2 separate regions of the Homo sapiens genome follow, and region 1 is linked to region 2. Evidence: read pairs that join two places in POLR2A ChIA-PET (ENCODE). Cell type or tissue: OCI-LY7. All regions are shown on one strand. Each heading gives the region's core, and the rest is flanking DNA. Links, peaks and the distances in the headings are about the cores only.

What was found. Peaks named below come from ENCODE experiments on the same cell type or tissue, not always from the same donor. Only the 100,000 strongest peaks of a DNase experiment are listed, where the experiment ranks them.
Region 1: POLR2A ChIA-PET joins it to region 2 with 7 read pairs; 5 of 35 experiments call an interaction of 5 or more read pairs at or near these places.

What each region holds. Positions count from the first base shown.
Region 1 is chr17:35,373,299-35,377,516 of GRCh38, forward strand. It overlaps SLFN11 (schlafen family member 11), which reads right to left and starts at 323. Exons shown (of 7, transcript NM_001376007.1): 1 at 176-323. LOC105371933 (a long non-coding RNA gene) reads left to right here. Exons shown (of 2, transcript NR_171638.1): 2 at 614-1,557. It also overlaps the pseudogene UFM1P2. RefSeq lists enhancers at 291-340, 431-480, 1,151-1,250. In OCI-LY7, for the core only: no CTCF peak of the experiment used is centred there; no DNase peak of the experiment used is centred there; H3K4me3 peaks cover 801 bases.
Region 2 is chr17:35,178,400-35,182,902 of GRCh38, forward strand. UNC45B (unc-45 myosin chaperone B) reads left to right here. Exons shown (of 20, transcript NM_001267052.2): 18 at 2,160-2,277. Among named protein-coding and RNA genes, the nearest start is that of SLC35G3, 14 kb to the right of the region's middle. In OCI-LY7, for the core only: no CTCF peak of the experiment used is centred there; no DNase peak of the experiment used is centred there.

The DNA.
Region 1 (4,218 bases), core at 1-4,000, 190 kb after region 2:
AGTCCGCTTTTTAGGGAACCTGCTGAGCAAACTAGCTGGGCCCCCGGACAGGGGAGAAAAGCACAGATACCCCCACTCCACTCCACCCCCAGCCCCTCCGCACCCCTCCAGCCCCTCCCCACACCCCACACCCTGGCTGGGGTGGGGTGGGAAGGGTGCTGCTCCCTTCTCGAACCTGGCACTCGAGTTACAGCCCGACGCGGATTCGGCTGGGCTAGACCCTGAAGCACGGGTAGAAACGCAACTCCGGAGTCCCAGGCTGGGGGCAAGGACCCTCTCTGACCTCTCAAGCTCCAGCGCTTCCGAAGCCCCCTTAGCGTTTCCCTGGAGGCGCCCAGGTCGAGTCCTTATATACTAGCGGGTTGGCGCCATCCCACGCACATCCCACGCAGGAGATGCAAGAGCCAATGGGCGGGTCTGCTAAGCCCGCGAACTCTGCCGCGTTAAATTGCCTAGAAGCTCCCACCCTTCTGACTGTTGCCACGTAGTTCTTAGTTTCCGGGAATTTGGGGATTTTTTCCTCCCCCTTCTTCCCACCCTTCCTCCGTCTCCTCGCTCCCTCCATCCATCTCTCCCTCCCTATCATCTATCTATTCATCTATCTGGATTACAGCAAAACAAAGAATAAAGATTATGAAGAAAGAGAAGAACTTCCCAGGCCCAAGCAGCTGTCGGCTCCTGCGCTCCCAACGGGGTGGCCGTTTCCTTCCTCGCACCCTCTTCTCTCCCGGTGCCTGCGGTCCCACCTTCCAGATACCCCTCGGAGAGTCCAGCTGAGCTCTCGCCAGAGCTTTCCCCTTCCAACCCGCTCGACTTGCCCAGATCCCAAGCTGGGCTTCTCTCTCCATCGCCCCAGAAAGTGGGTCTTGGAGACCGAGGCAAGAATTTGGGCCTCCGCTTCTGTTCCAGACCCCGGACCCCTTGCCAAAATGCGGCAGATGTGCAGATTGGGCCGCGCTTGGTTCCTGGCTGGGTTTATGGAGCCTGCGGCTGAGGCAGGCTCCGCAGACCCCGAGCCAGAGTGGGATTTAACGGCGGCCGGTGCGCTGTGCTTGGTCAACCCCGGTAACCGTCACGCTGCTAGTGATATGAAAAAAACCTGCCAGCGTTCTGCTTTTCTGCCCCGCTGCAGTCTTTAGCACCCGCCAGGATTCTGTCCGAGTGTTTGGATTTTGTAATCCTCCTGTCTTTGGCCAACTCCCCATCCTTGGCGGAGCGCTCGCCCTTGGCCGGGCTCCGTGCTGCCAGCCTTGCGGAACCCTAGGCCCGGGCGGCTCTGTCGGAGGCCCACTTCTCACTGATGCGGAGTGGCCCGAGGGTGGGAGCAGCGGTTAATGCCGCACTGATTAATACAGGCTCCAGTGAAAGCGAAAGTAAGAAAATAAAACGGATTTCATTATACATATACAATGTGTGTATGGATACATGTACATACATATTACACTTATGTGTATGTTACGCACGTTTGTTAAAATGAGGTCATAATGTTCATGCTGTTTCATAACCCACTTTCTTTCAATGACCACCTTTTCATTTCAGTAAATCTTCGTATTCTCATGTTGCAGCTTCTCCATTTTTCTTTAACATGTTTACAGAGAGTCTGTGCAAACCTGTACCAAATCCAGAACCATGCATCTATAACGTGCTAAAAGATTGTCAACCTAGAATCCTATAACAACCACAAAAAAGGCCTACCTAAATGGAGGCAAAGTAATGACTTCAGACAAAAAAAAAAAAAAAGGAAATCTGAAAATCTGAGGGAATTTGTCACCAGCCGATCTTTCTTATGAAAAAATATTAAAGGAAGTTCTTTAGCTGGAAGGAAAATGATACCTGAATGAAACTCAGATCTACAAAAAAGAATGAAGAGCACAGAAGATAGTAAATATGCAGATAAATATAAAAAATCTCTTTTTTACTGTTAAAATTATTCTTTTTTTACAATATAACAAAATGTATTTTCATTGGATATTAATTATGAACCCACAATGCATGTAAACTAAATACAATACTTCAAATCATTCTGCACAAAGAAATTACAGATCACATTTATTTAATAACAAAATGTCTAATTGTTTAATAAAATGTTTTTAGGAACTTACAATATAATTTTCAAAAACAAAGAATAAAAATATTAAATATATCACTTTATGGCAGAGGACAACATAAATTTATTTCTGCAACACAGCAGGCAAACTTTTGTGCTAGAAACAGTGGAGAAAAAATTTAAAGCAAAAAGTCAGGAAATGGATGTTCACAAATTTCTGGTTAACTGAGGCTCAATAGTTATTGTAAGAAACGGGCGTTTGAACATCAGATTTTAAAATAAAATATTTTAAATATTTTTATTTTATAATATTTTAAAGATTTTATTTATAAGATTTTAAAATTTTAAAATATTTTTATTTTATAAAAATAAAAACTTCCTCAAACACCAGAGTTTTTCACCTCAGCAAATGTCTTTTCCTTTGATAATTCATAATCCTGCTGTTCATTTGTCACATATATGAATATCTGGTAACTTCATAAACAACTACCAATGGCACACTTCAAATGCTGAGTCTGTTGAATTTTCTTATATCTTTTTCCCCAATGAACCTAGAGCCTATAACAGAGAAGATACTGAAACATGCTAAGATAATAATTGGTCTTAGAGAGACTTCACAGCAAGTATTTAATGAAAGCCACTACATTTCCAGCTCTAAAAAGAGCCAGACAGACACAATCCCTGCTTCCAGAGTTCACCGTTCAGACAGAATACAGCAGGGCAAGCACTGATTCTGAATCATTATGAGCTTTGATTTCATCTTTCAAGATTTACATAGATACTGATTTCTTCTGGAAGGGCACATAAAATCTTCCCTTACACACATCATTCTTTGGATTCTCATAAGGGGTATTTTGAAGTCTGTATGTTGACAAGGCCAGTAGATACTTAGTTTTCTCTAATTGCCTTCTACTACTTAAGACTATGTCAAGTATTTTGTTTTCCCTTTCAGTTCTCCCCAACCTCTACCTTCTGCAGTGTTGTCTATCCAGTTGGCTTTTCTGTAACACTTTGCTACACTTTTCTGTTCCCCTTCACTGTTTTCCTCCGTTGCTTTCCTCCTTAACAGAAGCCTGGTCATCTAGGTTTCCCCATCTTTCCTTTCCTGGCTTCTTATTCACATGAGTGACTAATCTTAGCACTTCCTTAAAAGTTGGATCTTCAATAAATATAACTTGTCAGCACTTTCAATCTGCATCTCCTTGAGCTTTTTTTTTTTTTTGATCATCAGATCTTCTGTGCAATAATATTCTCTTCCTGAATGCTATTTAGAAATATTATCCTCAAAACACCAATGGTTTCTTGAAGATACTTGTTTTAAAAGTTGTATCAAAAGAGATTGATAAAGGAATCTATAACTCAGCAAAGGATGCTTCTACTGTATTGTGAATTCCCACCATTACAAATATTGGATTCTGCAAGTCCAACATTAAAACCTGGTATGAGACATCAATTTATACACATAAGAGTTACATTATTATTTTAATTTTTTTGTGGATACTAAACTGAAATTTATATAATACATGAGGTTTTAATCTTAGAAAAAGTAAATGATAAAAATTTAATATAGTTAATTGTTCACTGATATGTCTATTGACTTCATCATAACCTATATATTTAATTAAAAATCAAACTATGAGTCTGCAAATCAGATGCTATCAAGCAAATTGCCATCCAGGATCCGTAATTCTTTGTATATTTTTAAGTCAGATGAATATATAAGATTCAGTAAATTTTAATGTTCCAAATTGTTCTCAAAAAAAAAATTATCAGAACCTTGCAGTTAACACAGTTGGCTAATTCATTTCCCCCCAATGAACTACCTATTTGTGTTGTGAGGTAGCAAAGACTATGATCTTCTGTGACAGTAGTAGCCTTAATTCTTATGCATTCCCTCTTCATATGAAGAGTATGAACAACAAAAAGGGACAGATGAGTCACCTTTCATTATTCATTGACTCTTAGTGTTTTCATAGTATGTTAAATGCCTGATTTCAATTTTACAACAACAAAAAATACCAATATTTATTCTGAAAGGCAATCGTATGTTCCAAGTAGCAGATATTAACAACTTCCAACATGATCTCTAGGAATAATCCGCAGTTCTGAACCTTGTTTTAGAAAAACATTTCCAGCAGTCTGTGCAAGATTTATTCCTATTCCATCATTGG
Region 2 (4,503 bases), core at 255-4,254:
GTAAATTTGTTTAAGTTCTTTGTAGATTCTGGATATTAGCCCTTTTTCAGATGGGTAGATTGCAAAAATTTTCTCCCATTCTGTAGGTTGCCTGTTCATTCTGATGATAGTTTCTTTTGCTGTGCAGAAGCTCTTTAGTTTAATTAGATCCCATTTGTCAATTTTGGCTTTTGTTGCCATTGCTTTTGGTGTTTTAGTCATGAAGTCTTTGCCCATGCCTATGTCCTGAATGGTATTGCCTAGGTTTTCTTCTAGGGTTTTTATGGTTTTAGATCTTACATTTAAGTCTTTAATCCATCTTGAGTTAATTTTTGTATAAGGTGTAAGGAAGGGATCCAGTTTCAGCTTTCTACATATGGCTAGCTAGTTTTCCCAGCACTATTTATTAAATAGGGAATCCTTTCATCATTTCTTGTTTTTGTCAGGTTTGTCAAAGATCAGATGGTTGTAGATGTGTGGTGTTATTTCTGAGGCCTCTGTTCTGTTCCATTGGTCTATATATCTGTTTTGGTACCAGTACCATGCTGTTTTGGTTACTGTAGCCTTGTAGTATAGTTTGAAGTCAGGTAGCGTGATACCTGACCCTGATGATGCCTCCAGCTTTGTTCTTTTTGCTTAGGGTTGTCTTGGCTATGCCTGCTCTTTCTTGGTTCCATATGAACTTTAAAGTAGTTTTTTCCAATTCTGTGAAGAAAGTCATTGGTAGCTTCATGGGAATGGCATTGAATCCATAAACTATCTTGGGCAGTATGGCCATTTTCATGATATTGATTCTTCCAATCCATGAGCATGGAATGTTCTTCCATTTGTTTGTGTCCTCTTTTATTTTGTTGAGCAGTGGTTTGTAGTTCTCCTTGAAGAGGTCCTTCACATCCCTTGTAAATTGGATTCCTAGGTATTTTATTCTGTTGGTAGCAGTTGTGAATGGGAGTTCACTCATGATTTGGCTCTCAAGGATCTAGAACTAGAAATAACATTTGACCCAGCAATCCCATTGCTGGGTATATACCCAAAGGACTATAAATCATGCTACTATAAAGACACATGCACACGTATGTTTATTGTGGCACTATTCACAATAGCAAAGACTTGGAACCAACCCAAATGTCCATCAATGATAGATTGGATTAAGAAAATGTGACACATATGCACCATGGAATACTATGCAGCCATAAAAAAGGATGAGTTCATGTCCTTTGCAGGGACATAGATGAAACTGGAAACCATCATTCTGAGCAAACTACCACAAGGACAGAAAACCAAACACCGCATGTTCTCACTCGTAGGTGGGAGTTGAACAATGAGAACACATGGACACAGGGCGGGGAACATCACACACCGGGGCCTGTTGGGGGTGGGGAGCTGGGGGAGGGATAACATTAGGAGAAATACCCTAATGTAAATGACGAGTTGATGGGCGCAGCAAGCCAACATGGCACGCACATGTATACCTATGTAACAAACCTGCACGTTGTGCACATGTACCCTAGAACTTAAAGTATTAAAAAAAAAAAGATATCCAGGTGGATAGTGGGATAAAATGTATTCCTCTTTGGAAGCAGGAGTATGTCAGCATGTACTGGGTTGGGATTCTTTTGGTTGCCAGTAGCAGAAAACTTAACTATAATAGGCCTAAGCATAAAGGAAATTTATTGGCTCATGTAGATAAAAAGTCTGGGGTAACAAGATTCAGGTGTGGCTTGATGCAGGGCTTACAAAGCTGCCTTAGGTTCCTGTTCTCTCTGTCTCTCCTCTCCTTTCTGTATTGCTTTAATTCTCAATGGGCTTTTCTGCTCTCTCATGGTTATAAGGGCAGTTCTGGCCTTCACATCTTCTTGGATCTACATCCAGGATGAGAGAGAGAGAGAGAGAGAGAGAGAGAGAGAGAGAATTTCTTTACTGCAATAATACAGAGGCTCTCCAGTTGGGTGATATCCAGAACCCACTGCTGTGGCCAGGATGCCATGCTATACAATTTAGTTGAGGCCCATGGTGCCCCTCCTAGAGCTGGGGGCAGTGTGATGCCACATAAACCATGCTGGCTGAGGATGTGGGAAGGACAGCACCAGAATGGAAGAATGGTCCCTGGGTGGCCAGAAAACCCCTATGGTCACGGCAGAAGACTCAAGGGTCTTTCTTCCTCCACCCTCCTACCCTAGGCAGAAGATCTTTAAGGAGAGGGCCTTGCCAGACATCGAGAACTACATGTTTGAGAATCATGATCAGCTGCGGCAGGCGGCCACCGAGTGCATGTGCAACATGGTGCTCCACAAGGAGGTGAGGCAGGGGCTCAGGATGGAGACCCGGGCGTGATCAAGGCACGAGAGGCAGGCCAGGGTCAGGGCCTGGGGTGAGATCGGGAGCTCTTATGATGGCATTAAGGTAGCATTTTGGGCAGAAAATCCAGGAATCCCTAAATATTTCCTAGATTATAGCCCCCCTCCCTGTAGGGGCCCTGAGAGAAAGATATGCATAAAGGAAAAAATACAAAGCTGGGGCTTTCAATCCAGACCCTGGGCTAGATGAGGTGGAAGGCACCATTTCCCTAAGTTACTTAGGCCCAAATAACCTTAAAACAAAGCAGGATATGAGACCAGGGCCTCTCAGAGGTCAAGGAAGGCTAGACCACTTGCATTTATTGAAGCTCCACATATATAAAAAAAATGAAGAAATGCCAAATACAGTTATCAGCCATTTTAGGATGTCTCAAATGTCAGCATTTAATGAACTACCACTGTTCCCATAGAAATTGCAATGCAATATAACTGTACTCAGCACAGAATAATTACAGGGTTTATAAAAATAAAATGAATTCAGAACATGCCGTAGGCTTCATGGTCCAGTCATGGGACAAATGATACCCATCTGGTGAATGTCTTCTTCTCCCCATCCTGTCAGAGTACTGCTGTGACTGTATGTGTAATCTTATCAGAGATAACAGCAGGGTCTAAGTTTGAGGCCCTTCATTAACATGAGGGCCAAGCCGAATGTCCCTCCTGGGCCCTCACATAGGGGCTAGCGTGAGACCCAGTCTGTTTACCCTCAACACCTGAACCTTAGACCTTCTCACTGTTATAGGGGAAAACCTAACCCATTAAAGCCGATTAAAGGCCAGGTATGGTGGCTCATGTCTGCAATCCCAACATTTTGGGAGGCTGAGGTGGATGCGTCACTTGAAGTCAGGAATTCGAGACCAGCCTGGCCAACATGGCAAAACCCTGTCTCTACTAAAAGTACAAACATTAGCCAGGCATGGTGGTGGGTGCTTGTAATCCCAGCTACTCGGGAGCCTGAGACATGAGAATCACTTGAACTTGGGAGGCAGAGGTTACAGTGAGCCGAGATCATGCCACTGCACTCCAGCCTGGGTGACAAAGCAAGACTGCATCTCAAAAAAAAAAAAAAAAAAGCATATTAAAGTCAGGGGGAATGAAGCTACCAGGGTCTACCAGGGAACTGGCCTAAGGCTGGGCTGGGGGCCTGGCAGCCATAGGGGAGACAGAGAGTGTGTCCAAGGAGATGGGCGGGGAGGCTGAGAGGTTGAGAGAGGTAATGGGAGGAGGGAGGCAACCTTTCCTATGGGAGCACCGGCTGCTGCAACAACCCAAGTCAAAATGTTCAGTGGTCCCAATAGGATAGAAGTTCATTTCTTGCTCACCATGTCAAAGTCCTATTTGGATTGGGTGGCTCACTTTTTTTTTTTTTTCTGAGATGGAGTCTGGCTCTGTCACCCAGGGTAGAGTGCAGTGGTGTGATCTTAGCTCACTGCAACCTCCGCCTCCTGGGTTCAAGCAATTGTCCTGCCTCAGCCTCCCGAGTAACTGGGACTACAGGCGCGTGCCACCACCCCTGGCTAATCTTTTGTATTTTTAGTAGAGACGGGGTTTCACCATGTTAGCTAGGATGGTCTTGATCTCCTGACCTCGTGGTCTGCCTGCCTTGGCCTCCCAAAGTGCTGGGATTACAGGCGTGAGCCACCGCGCCCGGCCGGGTGGCTCACTTTCAAGCTGACTCAGGGATCCAGGCTTCTTTGATCATCAAGAACTGTCTTCTCCTCTGCCACACTGGGAGTGGATTCCATTCTGATGGTGAATGGGGAGACAGACTGAGGGAGAGGTGCCTGAAAGTGACACATCACTTCCACTCATGTTCCATCTATGAGAACTAGGCCACCACCACATCGAGATGTGAGAAATGGGGGAATGTAGTCCATGTAAGGGCAGCTGTGTCCCATGAGAGGGGGCCATGCTGACCCCTCTGATATATGGTGACCTCTGCCATGCTCTCACCTCCCATGACCACTGCTCCAGCTTCAGGGAGATGCAGGTAGAGGGTCACATCTGGGAAGCTGTGATCTTGGTCCCCTTTTGGAGTTCCACTTCTAGGAAACCTGGCCCAGTAGAATGCGCTGAGACTTGACCACCTAGATTTTACAGTAGTGCAGAGGGGTGAGGATGAGATGCTGTGAGGGGTTAATACCTCTCTGAGACATATCAGGGCACT